Linked DNA regions of Mus musculus: region 2 is linked to region 1. The links are chromatin contacts, found by Hi-C or POLR2A ChIA-PET in ENCODE. All regions are on one chromosome and are shown on one strand. Each heading gives the region's core, a stretch centred on a gene start or an enhancer-like site at or near the end of the contact. The rest is flanking DNA. Distances are from core to core; before and after follow the strand shown.

What was found. Hi-C counts contacts between places; a loop is a spot of excess contacts on that map. ChIA-PET counts read pairs that join two places held with the same protein, here RNA polymerase II (POLR2A).
Region 2: POLR2A ChIA-PET joins it to region 1 with 16 read pairs in embryonic stem cell. The contact joins the promoter of Sltm here to the promoter of Ccnb2 in region 1. A Hi-C loop is called at or near these places in 1 of 37 maps with a recorded cell type or tissue (v-Abl transformed pro-B cells). POLR2A ChIA-PET finds 5 or more read pairs at or near these places in 2 of 5 experiments (Patski and embryonic stem cell).

Annotation. Positions count from the first base shown.
Region 1 is chr9:70,420,139-70,423,555 of GRCm38, forward strand. It overlaps Ccnb2 (cyclin B2), which reads right to left and starts at 1,416. Exons shown (of 9, transcript NM_007630.2): 1 at 1,279-1,416. The coding sequence starts at 1,302.
Region 2 is chr9:70,540,866-70,544,214 of GRCm38, forward strand. It overlaps Sltm (SAFB-like, transcription modulator), which reads left to right and starts at 1,850. Exons shown (of 21, transcript NM_025690.4): 1 at 1,850-2,216; 2 at 3,105-3,192. The coding sequence starts at 2,055.

The sequences.
Region 1 (3,417 bases), core at 166-2,665:
TCTCAAGTATTGGGAGAGTCAGACTTGAATGAAAACGAAAAAAAAAAAAAATAGTGTTACTTGAAATTAATTGCCTTCATCTTGAATACAGTTAAGAAACAAGGCTTGCTATTCATACCCCAAAGTTTACAGTGTGGTACAATAACAAGTATTCCATGAGAAAAAAATATTTAACTTTCTGAGTGTTGGGGGAGGGGGGGAACTAATCCTACAAAACAAACAAAAAAACCTCTCCAAAGGTTGGGGTTTTTTTGTTTTTTTTTAAGATGACCTGTGTAGGATAGACCAGATAAACTGTACCCCATCCCTACACAAGACTTTAACTGTTAAATAATTTGAAAGAACAAATTAGACAAAAATTAACTTGTTAGTGGCAGTTAGAGCTACAAGACATGAACCCTGACTGTATGTTCCTCATTGTTTAGGATTCTGATCCCCAAATCTAAGCTGTTCGGTCTTTACTGCTAGCTTCCCACGGCTAAATTCAAAATGAGTTTGAAAGTTCAATTTCTTATGAGTTAAAGCCTGGTAATGAGGGGTACCCCTGAATTCACTGGGAAGAGGAATTGGAGGCTTTTAACTAGCCAGGACAATGGCAGCAGCTGTGTCGGGGGCCCTCTTGTTTTCAACTAAAGTAGACCGACCCTAGTACAATTAAAGCCTAAAAGTCAGTAATACTTTCATTCTCAAAAAGGTAATTAAAGGAATTTGGCCTTTTGCCCAACTGTCTGCCATCCTAGGATCCAAGTTTTGTACGTTTCCTCTTACACTTGGGTGTTTTTGTTTTTTGTTTTTTGCTTTTTTCGAGACAGGGTTTCTTTGAATAGCCCTGGCTGTCCTGGAACTCACTCTGTAGACCAGGCTGGCCTCGAACTCAGAAATCCGCCTGCCTCTGCCTCCCAAGTGCTGGGATTAAAGGCGTGCACCACCACCGCCCAGCACTTAGGTGGGTATTTGTTTTCATTTTGTTATTTCTGTTTTTTTTTTTTTTTAAGAGGACAAAACCACACTTTAATGACCTTGGCCAGGAAGGCAGTATGAAGACGCGAATGGGAAGCTCACACGAAGCAAACTGAAAAATGTGAAAAGTAGAGAAATGGCACTGGGCGGCTTCCCGGTTCCTCCCGGTCCTCATCCCCAGCGCAGCACAGCCCTGAGTGGTAACAGGAATGAAGACCCCAGGCCGGGCCTCTGGACCGCTTTAGCTCTGCCAGGGCCTCTCCGGCAGCCTCCCGGGCTACCCGGCAGGACAGGGCACCGTAGCCCCGGCGCACTCACCGTCGGGCGTCGGAGCAGCGCCATGAGGGCCGCCCTGGCAAGTGCGGACGAGGCACAGCCACTCCGGTCTGCGACACCGTTGGGAGGGTCAGGGCCCCGCCGCTCCGCGTCCACCGCCCGGTCCGCGATTCAAATACCGCGCCGCTGACGCACTATTGGGTAGACGCACGCAGGGCGCGCGCAACCCATTGGCTAGACTGGAAGGCCTTTCTGCACGTTGATTGGCTGGCTTGTATTTGCTTGTCATAGCAACCAGCGAGGCCACCAGGCTTTGTTGTTTCCTTGTCTACAGTCTTATTTTCAAATTCTAGTCCCTGATATTAAATAAAATAATTTTTCCTCCTACTGGAAAAGATTGTCTTAATTTTAGGGGTAGGAGTGGGGAGCCATCACCTAAGGACATATGTCTTTAAAAGTTTGTTCTGGGTTAGGTAGAAGTGGGTTCCAGAGAACTTCCTGGAAATGCTACTTCTGACCTTACTTCCTCTTCCGGAAACGTCTACCTGGGAATTTGGATTGGAATGGTCTGGCAAATGAAGCCATCGTCTCCAGGTCGTTCAGGGCTACAAGATGATTGTGACTCGGATGTGTACTGTATGTGGTCTTCCTAAAACAGATCCCCAGCAGAGTCATAATTCAAACTAGACGTGATTTGTGTGACTTCCAGCACAATACAGTAGAACTCAGAAACTATTTGTCAAATGACGGTGTGATGTGCACAAGATTTCAAAAGAAAAATAATGAGTATCCCAAGTTGTGAACAGTGAGAGACAAGACAGAAAACAAAAACAAAAACAAAAAACAAAACCAGAATATTACCCTGGGGAAAAGACTAGGTAACAACACAGAAAATGGTGCAGTGCCAGCAGAACGACTTGAGATCAGGCTACCCCATCAGTCTTGTTCAAGTCCCTTCTATTGGGAAATAATAAATGCTCCCTCCCCCTTCGCCCAAATCTGACATTTCCAATCTGAGTCTAAAGGAAGAACCAGTGTTGTCCAACACTCCCACCTGAAAAGACAAGGTGGCAGTACTACCCCTCGACCTAAATTACACATGGATATTGGAAACCAAAGGAGCAGAAATAACTATTTATATCCCATTAAGTTCTCTCAAGTACCTGCTAAAGGAAATGAAAGTTCTGTGGCTGCTGACTCTTGGTCCATCATCCTTACAATCACAGAGGTTACGCATAGCTTTCTCTTTCTTGGGAAGCTTTGGTTTGGATTGGGGAAGAAAATGTGCTCTGCAGTTTGTACTATTAGCACATGCTTGTAATAATTCCAGTTACTTGGGAGGCTAAGGCAGGAGGATTTTTTTTTTTCCTGAGACAGGGTTTCTTTGTATAGCCCTGGCAGTCCTGGAACTCACTCTGTAGACCAGGCTGGCCTTGAACTCAGAAATGGCAGGAGGACCTCTTAAACTCATGATTTCAGCACCAATTTGGCAACTCAGACCTATTCTCTAACTGAACTTTAACTTTAACAAAGCCATTGGCTGTACTTCAGGTTACTGTGGTGAATGGACTTCACAACATGGTCGCATGTGTTCTAGGCCGGTTTACAGCTTTCTATGTAGTTGAGGATGACCTTGAATTTTTTTTTAATACTTTAAAAAAAGATTTATTTATTTTATGTAATATGAGTACTGTCATCAGACACACCAGACAGACATTAGATTCCATTACAAATGATTGTAAGCCACCAGGTGGTTGCTGGGAATTGAACTGAGGACCTCTGGAAAAGGAATCAGTGCTCTTAACCCCTGAGCCATCTCTCCAGCCCGACCTTGAATTTCTAATCCTCCTGCCTCTACCTCCTGAGTGGGATTACAAGCTGCACTACAACTAGTATATTGCACTGTCAGAACCCAGGGCTTCCTGAGGCCAAGGGAGTCTACCATGAGCTGCATGGCTAGCCCCTGTGCTGAATCTAAAATGGCCAAATTGTATTGGTTTGGGATTCTTCTTCCATGCCCACTCATTTTAGCTACCCTTGATAGTCTCTAAGGTGGCCTAGCAGTCCCTGGATCACTGACCCACTGTGTAAAGTCTAGCTATCCCTTGCTAAATAGATGACAGTGAAAAGACCCAGTGAACCATCAGCTGTTCTCACCATGCAATTGAAAGTGTCAGACGT
Region 2 (3,349 bases), core at 600-3,099, 120 kb after region 1:
AATAGCTGTTGGCCCTTAGGCAAATCTTAACATCTTCATTTATTGTGAAGGGATATGGAGGGATGAAATTGGTATGGAAGATCAAGAATCTTTTGAATTCTAAAATTTGGTGAGTGTGACAAACTAATTTGTGGTATAAGAGAGTGGAACTTGGAATCAGAAGATCTAAGATTATTAGCACAGCACTGGCACACACAAGCCATATGTGTAAGCCATATTTTATAAGTCACTTAATCTCTTTTAGCAGCTGGGAAGAATTAAAGGGGTTGTTATATCCCAGAATTCCTTAAAAGTCATAAAGAAATGCTGAACTGACTGACTGCCAGGTATGATTTTATAACGTCCAGTTTTCCTCCATTTGAACCAATGATTCAGAAAGAGCAACCCAAAGTAAGGCACACCTCACCCTTACTATTTATTTATTTATTTATTTATTTATTTATAAAGGTAGGATTCCTCTGTGTGTAGCAACCCAAAGTAAGGCACACCTCACATTTATTTATTTATTTATTTATTTATTTATAAAGGTAGGATTTCTCTGTGTAGCCCTGGCTGTCCTGGGTCACTCTGCAGATACCAGGCTGGAGTGTAGTGTATCTCAGAGATCCACAAGCCTCTCTCCCCTTAGTGCTGATAGGCATGTCCCACCACTGCCCAGTCCAATTTAAGTTTTATAACCAGGAAACTGGAGAAAGATGTAAAACAAAACAACCTCAACCCCACCTTTGTTAGCACCTTAGCATTCCTTCTAGGCTCCGCCCAACACTTACCTAGCAACAGCCAGGTAGGCCTGGATGGGAATGTCCCCCCCCCCCCTTTGACTCCTTTCTTCCTCTCCCCTCCCCCCTCCACGTGTTCTTGGCCGGGCTCTTCTCTTCTGTCTTCTCCCTTTCTCTGCCTCTACTCCCTTCTCAGCTCCCCTTGCCATACCCCCAAATAAACTCTATTCTATACTAGACCAGTCTTATGGATGGTACCTGGGGTGGGGATGCCTCAGCATCAGCCGGATGAGGCAGTCCCTCCCACCGCTCTATACCTCGCTCTACAAAACATACCCTTGCCTTTACAAAACATCACCCACCAGTAAATGTTAATTCAGTTCCCTGTGTTTCCTAACTTTGTCCAACTTTGTGTTAATTCTATAGATATTTACGCTGTGATGATTAATAATATTAAAATTACTAAGAGATACTATGCGGGCTATTTCTCCATAAAGTGGCCCCTGTCCTTGACATACCAAATGCTGGCGGCGCAGGGCAGAGGATACTGTATAGGATCAGGGCAACATATACTTTTAAGTTATTCTCCTTTTGTGAACAATTTCATTGAGCCATCAGGCCCGTCGGAGGGGATGGGCAAGCTGAGGCAAACGAGGAGAGGACGTTTGCCTGGTAGTTTTCAGGCAAAGAGGGGCTAAGCTTCAGGGGGTCACAGCGTGACACTGTCCCCTGGGCTCTCGGCCTCAGGTTTCGCTGGGCGTTCCGGGGCGGAACCCGCCGACCTAAGTTCACTAGTATACCCCGACCACCTTTCCACGATGATTCCGTACTTCTTCCGGGAAGGCTGGCGCACACGCCCCCTCATTTCGGTGAAGAGACGCACCTACTCTCCCTACTATGGGGTGCCTCTCAAGTGGCGATGGCTCTAGGTAAGAGATGAGAGGAGAAGGAGGCTAATGGAGAGGCGGGAACCGTGGTACCGAGGACAGCTGAGCGGTTGGACACGCGGAGACTTTCCCGGGACCACGCCAGAGGCCGAGCCACCGGTCCGCTGCGAGCTCCGCCCCCTCCATGCCTGCTCAGTGCGCACGCGCACCCGTCATCCGGGTGCCGCTGCAGGTTGCGCTGGAGCAGAGTCGGGGGCGTGGTCCCCGTGGGGGGGCGTGGTCAGTGGCTCATTGTGCGCAGCGTAGCGCGGCGCCGCTGGCCGCCCGGGGCCCGGGTTGGAAGTTGGTGCTGCCGCGGCCACCGCCTCCACCGCCGCTGCCTCCTCCTCCGCCGCCGCCGCCGCCCTGCAGCCCACTAGCTGCCTCGGCAGCGCGTTGCTTTCCCAAAATGGCTGCCGCTGCCGGGGCCGTGGTAGCCTCGGCCGCCTCTGGGCCGGCGGAAGGGAAGAAGATCACGGAGCTGCGGGTTATCGACCTCAGGTCCGAGCTGAAGCGCCGCAACTTGGACATCAACGGGGTCAAGACGGTACTGGTCTCCCGGCTGAAGCAGGTGAGGCCCGGACGCTGCGCGCAGGGCAGCGTAGGCCGCGCCGTTTAGGTGCTACGCTTCCGCGGTCGGGGCGGACCGGGTGGTGCCTGTGCGTGCCCGGCGCGCGGGGCCCGCGCCTCCGCGAGGAGCCTGGCCTTCCAGCGGCCTCGCGAGCCGCCGCCGGTCGCGCCCCCTGCCTCCCCTGGGACGCCCTCTCCATCGGCTCTGCGGCCTGCGGAGGGTGGAGCTGCAGACCCTGGGCGGCGCTGGGTACCCCGGCCTACGGGCGGTGCGCAGCGCGTGCATCTCTCGGGCTCCGAGGCGATGGTTAGTTTGCTGACTTGGCCGAAGTTACCGTTTAATTGTGTCCAACCGTTTCTTCACCCCTGTTCAGAGAAATCCGTAGTGGGAGTTGATGAGTGGATGAGAAGGGAAGATTCATCTTTTTTTTTCCCCACTAGGCTTTTAACTGATTTATTTTTAATTCTTAATTTCTGATTGCATCAGCGTAATCATCCACGTTCTCAGTCCTGTTAAGCTTTCAGGTTTATTCGCGTGAAGCCTTGGAATCGGAGACGGGAACAAGTGTACGCAATACGTTAGGAAAACTCTTCCTTATTTAAGTAGCTACAAACTTTCTGTAATAGAACATATTTAGGTTCTTGTTCAGTATATGTGACATGGAACCATCGACTGGGTGGAATTTCAAGTTCCAGGACATTTCGATACTCAATGACACCCTCCACCCCTTTCTGTGTAGCATAATTACTCGTTTGTGAAGTCGGTTTGTAAAATAACTGGCAATTCTAATGTTTTGAGGCTGGAGGTTTGGTAATATATTTTCATTAAGTTTTTATAAAATAAGTTTAGATAGTTTGTGTAGCATATTAACTTCTCTTTCTAATGTAGGCTATTGAAGAGGAAGGAGGCGATCCAGATAATATTGAATTAACTGTTTCAACTGATACTCCAAACAAGAAACCAACCAAAGGCAAAGGTTGTTACGAGTTCTGAACATATTTTAAAATATATTTTGGTTCTATAACTTGGCTCTGCTCTTGTACCACTCGCCCTGTTTATATAGTGCTATTCTTTGCTATTTCCCTCTGGCACTCTGCCTTCTTGGGTCAAGGAAGAAAGTTACTGTTAGCAGG